2 separate regions of the Homo sapiens genome follow, and region 1 is linked to region 2. A link is a contact called in ENCODE Hi-C data. All regions are on one chromosome and are shown on one strand. Each heading gives the region's core, a stretch centred on a gene start or an enhancer-like site at or near the end of the contact. The rest is flanking DNA. Distances are from core to core; before and after follow the strand shown. Region 1 holds the start of IRX1 (iroquois homeobox 1). Region 2 holds the start of IRX4 (iroquois homeobox 4).

What was found. A loop is a pair of places that touch in the nucleus more often than their neighbours do. Pooled maps may share reads with other maps.
Region 1: a map of mammary epithelial cell shows a loop between it and region 2 (8-fold over the local background). The contact joins the promoter of IRX1 here to the promoter of IRX4 in region 2. A Hi-C loop is called at or near these places in 1 of 168 maps with a recorded cell type or tissue (mammary epithelial cell), 8 of 37 single-sample maps with no recorded cell type and 13 of 50 pooled maps.

Annotation. Positions count from the first base shown.
Region 1 is chr5:3,591,610-3,597,798 of GRCh38, forward strand. IRX1 (iroquois homeobox 1) reads left to right here and starts at 4,223. Exons shown (of 4, transcript NM_024337.4): 1 at 4,223-4,772. The coding sequence starts at 4,497. RefSeq lists a silencer at 3,926-4,220.
Region 2 is chr5:1,881,675-1,886,525 of GRCh38, forward strand. IRX4 (iroquois homeobox 4) reads right to left here and starts at 1,251. Exons shown (of 5, transcript NM_016358.3): 1 at 929-1,251; 2 at 134-385. The coding sequence starts at 973. It overlaps IRX4-AS1 (IRX4 antisense RNA 1), which reads left to right and starts at 1,659. Exons shown (of 2, transcript NR_183257.1): 1 at 1,659-1,872; 2 at 2,806-2,975. RefSeq lists enhancers at 2,115-2,967, 3,517-4,050.

The DNA.
Region 1 (6,189 bases), core at 2,973-5,472, 1.7 Mb after region 2:
GTGCGTTTTTAAGCAGACTCCTAAGTCTGCGCGCGAGTCGGGGCGCGGCGCCAGGTCAGGCCGCCTCCGTCGCCACCGAGCCGCGGCCCAGCGCAGAGCCCCGCCATCTGGAGCTGACAGTGGCCATTGTGAAGGCAGGAGGCCAGGGCCGCGCCACCCGTTGCATCCCGCGGCAGGTCTGTGTCGCCTGGTTCTCGGCGCCAAAGGCTGGTCCCACAGACGGCTTCCGGGAGTGATGCGTCCCCACGAGCATCCTCCTCTTCCTTAGCGACCCCCGGACTGCAGAGCTTCAAGACCAGCGAACTGTTTCCCAAGAAATAAAATTGTAAATTAGGAAGCTGTTGGGTATGTTTAATCTTGTCCTGATGTAAATATGCCCCAGGAGGGTGGGGCAGGGCGGGTGGAATCCTCACCGAGGGTTGGGAGAGAGAAAAGGGAAACGATCTTCTCCAGGAATAAAAAATCCCTCCCATTTAGAAAACTGACTCATAATAATAATGATAACAACAGCAGCACCTTGCAAGTAAACTTTCCATGAAGCCTTAACACCAGCTTAATCAAGTTAGCTTAAACTGCAGTTGCACACCAACGCCCGTCCCCCTCCACTACCGCCTCTGGGCCTTTCCTCTCCTCCCCGCCCAACCCCCACCCCCACAGCCTGCCCCCTGCGCTCCCCGAGACACGCGCGCTCTCTGCCCATGCCGCTGCAGCCGGAGGCCTGCATCTGTCCCAGCCCTGGACGCGCTGAAGGTCCTAGCTTCCCAGCAGGGGTGTCCCAGTCACCCCCCATTGCCGAGCTTCGCGGGGTCTTGCCAGCCTTCTGGGCCACGTGCCTTGGGTCCCCGGAGCACTGGGGCCCAAGGGCTTCCGGACTGGATCCCCGGCGCTAAGCAGGAGGAGCTCCGATTCCGCTGCGCAGCGACCCCTAGACCTGGTTTTGTCAGGCTCCTCGTCTTTGTCTCTGGCACAGTGACCAGGGGGCAGCCACCGGGTGCGGCCAGCTCCGCCAGGAGCAACTTCCGGAGCAGCGGCAGGGCCTGCCTCAGCCACCCCCTTTGGAGGCAGGAAAAGTGGCTGAGGGGCCAACAAAGTGGCTCTCTCCTGCCTCAGAGGTCCAGCGCCTCACAGCTGGGGCGTCGGTTTCGAAGGCCAAGCAGAGGGAACCACACAACCTCCCATTCCAATGTCCATCGCCTTTGCCTGGCACCCCTAGGGCCACCAGAGGGATGGTCCTAGATGCCAGTGATGCTGAGTCCGGGCAGCGGCAGGGGCAGTCTCTTTGAGGGAAAGTTTTAGACCTTCTCACGACATTTTTAAAAGGACGTTCAAATCAGGCCCACGGATTCCAGACGCACAGCCCTTCTGCCTGCTCCAGCATCTGAGGCCATGAAGCCCTGGGCCCCACTGAAACATTTGCTGCTGAAAATGAGTGGCAGAACGAGTGGGAGGAAACTCTACCAGGAGGGGCTGAGCCAGGAGATTCTAGCTCCTTCTCCGCCCCTCCCCCTCTCTGATGGGATGCTTTGGTGGCAATTCTCTCTCTCTTTCTCTCAGTCTACCCTGCTTCCTAGTATCCTAGGTGAAAGTTTTGGGGACAAGGGCCAAGGAGAAAGAAGAGAGGAGGTGAGTCAGGGCCTGCCAGGCTCTGCTAGAGCTTCCTAGAAAGGACTTCCTAGAATTGGTTTTAGGCGAGGGACCTGGAGTGCAGCCTCAGGCCCTGGCCTTGGGCAGAGAATAGACCACAATCTCCCCTTCTGCACCTTTGCAGGGCTCTCCAGGGAGCAAGTTACCCAGCTTTGCTAGTGCCGCTTCCCCAGGAACTGTGCAGTCCTCAGGCAGGATTCACAGGGGAGTCTCCAGGTGGGGCCCAGCCAGGTCCTCCCCACCCAGCTCCTCCCCACCCAGCTCCCTGGTGTTTTGAGGAGCCTGCAATCACTTTGTGATGTGATGCCAATGGAGGTGATGCAGCCGGGGCACAGAGGAGTGGGCTGGTTGAGTTAGGATGAAGCCTCCACTCCCCTATTCCTGCCTCCCCACAGAGCTCTGCCAGCTGCAGAGAGACCTGAGGCTTGCGGGTGGGGTGGGCGGTGGTGCTCAGTGGGTTGGATGGAGGCAGATAAGCTGTAGCTGAATCCCAAGGCTGAGAAGTGTCCCTGGACTTACATCCCACCTCATTCTCCAGGTCACTCAAGAGGGCGTATCTCCCCTGTCAACCTGAAATGTGACACTGTAGTTTGCTGAACAGGACAGGGGTGGGTGGGACTGGCCCACTTCTCACACAGTGAGTCACAGGCAATGGATGGATTTGTTTTGGGTATAGAGGAGAGGAGGTTGAAGATCGGAAATCTGTCTTAGGGTTAGAAGGTGTCTGGTGGTAGGCTGGGGAACAGGAAAAAGCTGCAGTTAGGGGCTTCCCGGATTTGTGTCACCAAGAATCCACTCCCCACCAACCCTCGGCGTCCCCACAAACCCAGCCCGGAATCTATGTAAAAGCAGGAAAGGAACCCTGGAGGTTGTAGGCGGATCCTGGAGTGTGGAGGGGCGAATTGAGCGCGGGAAGCAGCATGACTAGCAAGACAATCTGACTCAGAGCAGGGAAAAATCAAGCCCGATGTCGGAGCTGGTTATTAGTAATTACTACCATCACGGGCATTATTGTTGCTAATTATAGGCGATGTCTCAGTGTCTGTCCTCAGGCCCGGAAAACCGGAGCCCCTCCTGATGCTGCTGAAGTCCCTGGGCCTCGAGGCTCCGTGAAGAGAGGGAAGCGAGGCAGGGGGTGAAGGGACCGCCTGGCCGGTGTCCAGGATACGGGTGGCTCAAACCACCAGCAGAACAGCATGCCGACTCTGGCCCGATGGCCGCCTTCATCCCGTAGCCCCAACCCGGCCTAAAGCCGAGAAGACGCCAGAGTGCGCTGCTGAAATTCCCGCGGAGTCCGGTGTGCTGGAGAGCCGCAGCGGGGTGAACTCCCGGCCCCGTCTCTGCGTAGGAGGTGGTTCGCAAAGTGGCCCCGGGAGCCGGGACTGGTACCCGGTTCCCCACGGCACCGTCCGGAGCTCTCCAGCCACGAGGCGCAGAAGTGGCCTGCCAGCGCCTTCCCAGGCTCAGGGAGGCGAGGAGGCCCGTGCACTTGGCATCTTCTCCCGGGAGCCGCACGGCCAGGGCCGCGGCGAAACGGAGCCCATCTCAAGTGCGCCGCGCCTGGCCGCGTCCTGTAGCCCGACGAGGCTGAGGATGGAGAGGGGAGACGCAGGGAGAAGAGGGACGCGGGACTTGGACCCAAGAGGCCGCTCCGTTGCCGGTCTGGCGGCGGCGCCGACTCGGGTTCGCGCGTTCCACACAAGTTTCCTGTCTGCCTCTGCACACCTGGTGGACAAACCGGGCGTCCAGGCCACACCGTCTTCCCCCTTCGCGGGGGCGCGGGGGATGTTTCCCTCCGGCTGCCAGGGGGCTTTCTGGGTGAAGAGAAAGCCCCTCCCCCCGCGTCTCCCCCACCCCTCCCTCCGAGAACCCGCGGCGCCGACTGCGCCTGCTTCCCCCGAGCTGGCGACTTCTCCGCGGGATTTGCCCTCGCTCAAAGTTTGCACAATTGAAAGAGCCCGCAGAGCTCGGCCGCTCCCCGCTTCCCCAAGGGCGGCGAGGCCGGTCATTGGCAGACGATCGGTTACTACCCAGTAGGGGCCCACGGGAACCCGCATCTGGAGTCGGGGGTGTCACGCCACGCCGGTTCAGTGGCTCGCGGAGAGCGTCCGGGTGCACTTCTGCCAAAGATGTCCCCTGGAGGCCCCGGCCGCGCGGGACTCGGGGGAGAGGCCGCTCCCCCCTCGCTGTCACCAGCGTCCAGGCCGCCGGCCCCTTCCCCGCTGCCCAAACAGTAGAAAAGCAGGCGCCAAGTTGTTTTTGTTAAAAAGGGGACACACCTCGGCCGCGAAACTGCAAACCCGGTGTCAGACAGCTGTAAACCCGTGTCGACAGGTTGTCAGACAGCTGCGGGGGCTGGTCGGGAAGGAGCCCACGGCCTCCGGGCCCACACCCCGCCGCCCCGACGCGCGCGCCCACCGCGAGAGTAGCTGGCCGGGCCGGCACGGGGCACCACGTGCTCGCGGGAGGGGCGGGAGCGGCCGGCGAGGGCGGGCGGGAGGCAGGGAGGGGGCGGGAGGGGAGCCAGGGGCGGGGCCTGCGCTCAAGGGGATGCCAATCAAAGCATCAACTTCAAATTGTGTCTGAAAGCCCCGCCGCCGAGCGGAGGGCGGCCGCCGCAGTCGGCGCGCGATTGCGGATCCGGGCGCAGCCGGGAGCCGGGCGCCTGCGAGCACCGGGCAGAGGAGCCGCGACCGGCCTCCATCTCCCGGCCCGCCCGAGCGCGCCCGGCCGGCCGCCCGCTCCTCCCTAGACCCCTCGCGGCGCCCCCTGCAACCCCCTCCGGCCGGCCTCCGCCTCCCTCCCCGCGCCTTTAATACTCGCCCGCTGCGGCGGTCGCCGAGTCCGCGGACATGTCCTTCCCGCAGCTGGGCTACCCGCAGTACCTGAGCGCCGCGGGGCCGGGCGCCTACGGCGGCGAGCGCCCGGGGGTGCTGGCCGCGGCCGCTGCGGCGGCTGCCGCCGCCTCGTCGGGCCGACCGGGGGCCGCGGAGCTGGGCGGCGGGGCAGGCGCGGCTGCAGTCACCTCGGTGCTGGGCATGTACGCGGCGGCGGGGCCGTACGCGGGCGCGCCCAACTACAGCGCCTTCCTGCCCTACGCCGCGGATCTCAGCCTCTTCTCGCAGATGGTGAGTGCGCCCGGCCTCCCCCGCTTCTCCTCTGTCTCACCCGCGCCAGGGCAAGGGTGGCGGGTCGCCCGGGAGGGAGAGACTACGGGTGGACCTGGTCCGGAAGAGGAACTAGAAAGGTCCGGGGGCAGGTTCCCGGTGGCCGAGGCCGCGGCCCCCGGGGACGCAAGAGGGCTGGGAGGCCGGGCGGGTGACGGCTGGGCCATCTCGGCCTGGGAAAGCGGAAGGCCCGGGCCAGGGAGCGGGTAGCGAGTGAATTCAGAGAGGCCGCAGAAGCAGGCCCGTGGAGCGGTGCCCGCGCTGGAGGTCGGGGGCAAACTCGCCTGGCTCGGCCAGGGCGCCCGGGCAGGCCCACGGGGTTCCTGCAGGTCGGCCCGGCGTAGCGTAGCAGGACTTCCCTTCCTGGCCGCGGGTTCCACTCGCGCGGCCTCTTTAGTTTTCGAACCGAGTCTGGAAAACTTGGTTTTCTCCCTCTTTAGCAGCTCCGAGATAGTTGTATCCGAGTTTGCCAGACAGACCCCTTCTAAGCCTGGTAGAGTCAATCAAAATAATCTTAACAATAGAGGTCCAAAGGGATGGAGAGGTCTCTCCACGGCGTGAGTGCGAATTTGAGATTAAACAAAAATTAAGTTGCAGTAATGTGCTGGTGTCTGAAACGGTGTTTGATTTTACTTTTGTAAGTTGCCCAAGTTTTCATTTCATTTGCACAGAAAGAAAAGCACTTTTCTTCCTGCGTTACATAATGGAGGATTAAAGAAAACAGTGTCCCTTGGCTTAAAACAAATGGTGTCCTCTTAGTCTCCCGTCCCAGTGGGCGTTAGATGTCGGGGCAGGCGGCTGCACACTTAATTCTCCGCGGGGGCATTGGCCTGTCTGCCGGTCCAAATCATCCATTTTCCTTGGTCTGACTGCAAGGTCGGTGCTTAAACTTCGGACGGCTGGTGAATTGTGCGGCGGGCGCGGGGCCCTGGGAGGCAGCCCCCTCCTGGGTCGCTGCCCGCGGGATAAAGCAATTTCCAAGCACCCGCGATATCTCCCCGCTCCCCGCAGGAGAAGCGGGGAGTAAACGCCCCTCAAGTGTGCACAAGCAAAGAGCGGGTTTCCCTGTAACTTTTCTTGTAGTTTTGAAAGAAAGCGGCCCGGCTGCCTTTCAGGTCTCTTACTATCGAAAAAGATCAGCCCCCATTTTGTTCAGGCGGCGGGGAGGCCGGGACGCGATGAGAGATTTACAAGGTGTCCTTTCAAAAAGAATTCCCAGTGGAGACGAGGCTGAAACGTCTTCTTTACAATTACAACCAAAATAATTAGAAAAGCGCAAAGTACATTTTGGAACGATTGGGCAAAAACGAAATCTAGCCGCAGAAATGTTTTCTCTGCGGCCTCAGTCACCAAACTAATTAGTCCAAGAAATCTTCTG
Region 2 (4,851 bases), core at 1-2,500:
TGAAGGCAGCCAAGGTGAGCGCCTCCCCTCTGTGACAGTCCGGGGACCCGGACTGGCGCGCCTACTGGGGCAAAAGTGGGCTTGGCAAATCGAGGGCCAGGGGCAGGGCAAGGGCTAGGGATGCCCCACTTACCAGCGAGTAGAAGGCGGACGCCTCCGAGCCGTAGGTCACGTAGTTGCCATAGCCCTGCGATCCGCCATAGGGACCCCCATAGACGCCCAGCGCCGCGGCCGAGTTGAGCTCGTGGCGCGCGGTGGCCAGCAGCCGGCTCTCGTAGACCGGGCAGTAGACCGGCGCCTGGGCCGAGGCGGCGGGCCCGGAGTCCGCCAGCGTGCGGCCTCCGGACTCGCAGCACGTGCTCAGGGAGTTGGTGGCCATCAAGAACTGCAGAGAGAGGCCGCGAGGACTGGCGGGAAGCCGGGCTGGAGGCTGGGGCCCTGGGCCTTGCCAATCCCGCGCGCCGCCCACGAGGGCGTGCCCCGAGTACCCCCGGGCCTCCCGCCGTCCACACCAGGATGCTCGCCCCTTTCCACTAGCTTGTGCGCGTCTGGCCTCCTCCGCCACGTGGGGCCCAGCCGAGCACCTACACCCTTCCCCGGAGGGTTTCCAAGGCCTCTGACGCCATTTGCGCGCCAAGCCTCCTTCCCCAGGGGTTCCTTGGGGTCCTAGGACTCCCCTGGGGCACAGCCTGAGCCTTGTGGTTCAAACATCAGGGAACCCGGGCCCGGCCCGTCGGATTTTCTTAGCGCCTCGGCCTTTCCCCGGGGGTTTGGGGAGCAGGGGTTGGGCGTGAGGGGCGCGCGACCCAGGCCTTGCTAGCTCGGAAGCCGCAGGCAGTCGTAGGTCGGACACTCCCCACCCCCCGTCCCCGCCCCATCCGCCCTACCGGCACCTGCGGTGGCCTGGGCGGGGCGGGGCTCCGCTTACCTGGGGAGCCGAGGAGTAGGGGTATCCAAACTGCGGGTAGGACATGGCGGGCGCGGCCCGGGGCGGACGGGCGGGGCCTGCAGGGTTCTGCGCGCTGGGGCCGGCGTGGCGCGGCCACTGCTCCGGAGCTGCAGGCTTCTAGGCGCTGGGAGGGCGAAGCAGGAGAGCCGGTTAGTCCATCCCCGCGCTCCGCAAACTTTTCTAACCGGGTAACAAAGTGAGCAGCGGTGGCCGCCGCGATTCCTTTAACTTCGCATTCCGGAGGCTCGAGGGGGCTCTGGGACCGAGCGGCCTCGCAGCGGCGACAGAAATACATATTTTACGAAAAAGAAAAAAAAAAAAACGAGTCGCGCGAACCCGTCAAGTCAGATGTGCGCGGCTTGAAGCGGAGGAGGCTCTGACGTCAGCCCCACCTCGCGCAGCCCGGCCTGGCCGCAGACTCGCCGGTCACTCGCCGGCGGCTCAGGCCGGGAGGGGCCAGGACAGTCCCGGCCGCGCGGTGGACGGAGGGGCCATTCCTCCGGGCGTTAGCAAATAAATTCCATCCGAGTCAATATCGCCCAGCGAACGGTGTTTCTCTTTAGTCACCCGAGAACGAGAGGCACTTTTAATTAGAAATTAATTAATGAGCAGCTGCTCCTTCCCGCCCCACTGTAATCATTCGTCTCAATTACAAATGAGACCTATGAAAGGACACGCTGAAGATGTAATCAACAGTTAAAATTAGCCCGGCGCTGCGCAGGCGGCCGGCCCGGCCTCGCGCTGGCGCGCTCTGCTCCGAGTGGCAGGAAGGGGCTCGCAGGCGCCCCGCACGCGTCTCGTCACTATTGTTTAATCGAGAATCAGCAACGCCTCCCGCCGGTTTCCACCCTACGCCGGAATGGACTTTCAGAACCCACTGCGGCCGCAAGACAGCCCGCAAGAGCTGGTCAAAATGCCCTCAGGTGCGTGGGGGCTTCGGGGCCTTAGTTGGAGCCCGACACCCTGAGACTGGCGGCCCGAGGGCTGTAGGGCCGCCCCGGGCGTGCGCCCACCGGCTTTGCACCTCTGGGCAGCCGAGTGTCGCGGAGAACGCCCCATCTTCTCCACCGCGGTCTTTTAAGTTCCCGCTCAGCCCACCGCCCCCACCTCGCCTCCCCGACTTTCCTCCCCGATCCCCTTTCCGCCGGCCGTGCTCCGCCGGCTTCCCCCTGCCCCTCGCGGCTAAGCCGGGGACTGCCGGGCGGCCCTGCGCGCTCGGAAGAGCAGGTTCCTCAACCCAGGCCCCGGCCCCTCCCGCTAAGCTCGTCCCTCCCGGCGCCCCGCAGGGCTGGCTGCGAGGGAGGGGGCGTTGGGTGCCTGGCGGAGGCGCCCTCCCCTGTCCATTTTGCCCAGCTTTCTGTCTGGGGCGCACGGAGCAATCGGAAGAGGGGACCGAGCGCCCACCCCAGGACTCCCTCGGCCAGTACCCTCCCTGGGACCTTGCCCAAGTTCAAAGCGGAGGCCAGTGAGCAGGCGGCAAGGGGGCGGCAAGGGGGCGCCCGGGCCATCCCGAACCCGTTCCCCGCCTTCTGCGCCATCGCCCTCCGGGACCGGGACTCGCCCCGGTTGCCCTCGCCCCCTGGGCCGGCCTCCCGTGGTAAGTTGGGAAGGAAGCCGTGCAAGGCAGCGTTGTGCAGACTTGCTCAGAAAGATTCCTGGGTTCAGACCTGTGAATCGCCCCAGGGTCACCCTCTAATTAATGATGACGTCCTCGCCCTCTCCCCAGCTGCAAGCCTGCCTCCCAGAAACGAAATCTGCCTGCTCTTTTGACAGCTCGGTTGAAGGTGATTGATGACTATCTGGAGACCACAGTACACATCATATAATATCTGCTGCGTAATTGCTTTAATTTACAGATGAAAATACGAGTTCTCCGATCGCGTTGGACCGGAGCGGGCCACGTCCGAGCTGCTTGCAGAGGGAAACCATCGGAAATAATGAATAGCCGCTCCATGCAAATTATTCAGACAGTTTAGCGTCGGTAGCCGCGAGAAATATATAAAGAACACGAGTCAAATGACATTAATAATTGTTTCTGAATTCTGTATTGATTTCGCGGCAGGCCGCGTTTCTTTCTTTCTCACCTGAATCGCTAATATCACCTTCCTGTAAATAATAAGAAACTAGCCACCGGGGTTTCTCGCTAGAAATGAATCTCTCAACCCCTTTCCCTCTCCTCCTGCTCCTCCCCTCCCCCACCCTCCTTCCTCCCCTCTCCCACCCTCCCTCCTCCCCACTCCTTGCAGTTTTCTGGTTTTTCCCGAGCATCCTTCTACTTCCCATTATTTATTGTTTACAAACTACTCGCTCTCTCCAGGTAATGAGGCCCGGCTGAAGGAGGGGTGTGAGCCCAGCCGGGCCAAGGGCTGGGATGGGGAGTAGAGACCCCCAGAGGGGAGGCATTCAGCTGTGGCTTGTCCTTTCCTCACCTATACTCGGGGACCTGGCCTCGGCGACTGTGAGCACTCCGCCGGCTGAGGGGGAGAGCCAGGGCCCAGGGGCCCAGCCACCTATGCCCTGCACCTCTGGGCTCTAGTGCAACAGCTCAGCCCACCCAGACCTGAGGCTGGTGCATTTCCTTCCTTCCAGACCCGGCGGGGCTTAACTGGAGCCGAAGCCCCAGAACAGGCGGCCATTCATCTTCTGAGCAGAGTCTGGGAGAAGCAGCCTCCACTTCCCAGGGCAGCCAGTACGTGGGGGCCCTTTCGGGGGCTTCCTTTGACCACCACCGCCACCTTCTCCTGTTCTCTTTTGCCTTTCCAGCCTGTGTGCATAAATCGACGCTCCAGTCCCCACCAGCGGGCGACCCTTTCTCCGTGACCCAGAAACCTGGCCTCTGAATCGGCTTTCCCAGGCCGCCGCACACACACGCTCCACTTCCTGCCCGCCAGCAGGCCCCAGCGCCTGGGGTCCGGGCCCAGTCACAGTCACCCTGCCTCGGGAAGCTCGCAACTGCCCAGGAGGCCTCCTGACCCGCCCGGCCTCACCCAGGCCCCACTACTCATTCCAGGACACAGGGTCAATCCAGCCTGTGGATTGGCGACCACCGGGACATCTCACTGAAACCCTGTAGCCTGGCCTAGGCCCGCCTGCCCAAACCGGGGATTCTCACTGGGCCACCCTTCTCCCATAGATAATACTGGAATATTTTCCAAGTGCCTTCACCAAAAGGCCAAGCCTGGAGCGGAGGCACCCAGTGTCCCTTTCACCAACGATAGGACGCTCAGCATCTCAGGTATCAGCTGAACGCGTCTGCATAGACTCGGAGTGCTGAGCCTTCCTCCCTCTAGGGACCCCCGGTACTAAATACACCCGTGAGCAGGTGGGCCAGAAGTCAGCCGGCTCCCGGAGTACACAGCACCGGCTCAGCTTCGGGGAGATGAGGTGCTCCCGCTGGCCTGGAGCGCTCCGAAGAGCGGAGGACCAGGGCCGGAGCAGGCCGCAGGGGAGGCAGGGGATGGTCAGCCCCTAACGCGAAGCGCAGGCGGGTCGCCTATTTTGACGGGGTTACCGTTGGCCGTCGGAACCATGGAAGGCCTCCGGGGAGACAGGCCGGGCCCTGACCCTTCTTCGGCCAGCCTAGCCCTGGTGCTTCAGGAGTTACCCTGGGGGCCACCAGTTCCCCGCACCAAGAGCTCGTCCGGAGGGAGCTCCTTCCAGCCCAGAGAAGTTAACTCCAGCCAAAGGCGAAGCCGGGAGCCCGGGGCACCAGGCAAGGGCCTTTCTTTCTGAGACCTGGGGCCAGAGACCTTGGGGGCGCCTGTGCCCGCCCACCGCTCGGGACACCCGGCTGGGGTGTGGGTTTGAGAGGCCTCACGGTCGCTGACGCCGCACTGGCGAACCTCGAGGTTGGCAGGTCATTTCCTCACAGCCCCGAGGCCCCCTCGGAGCCAGTGGTAGGA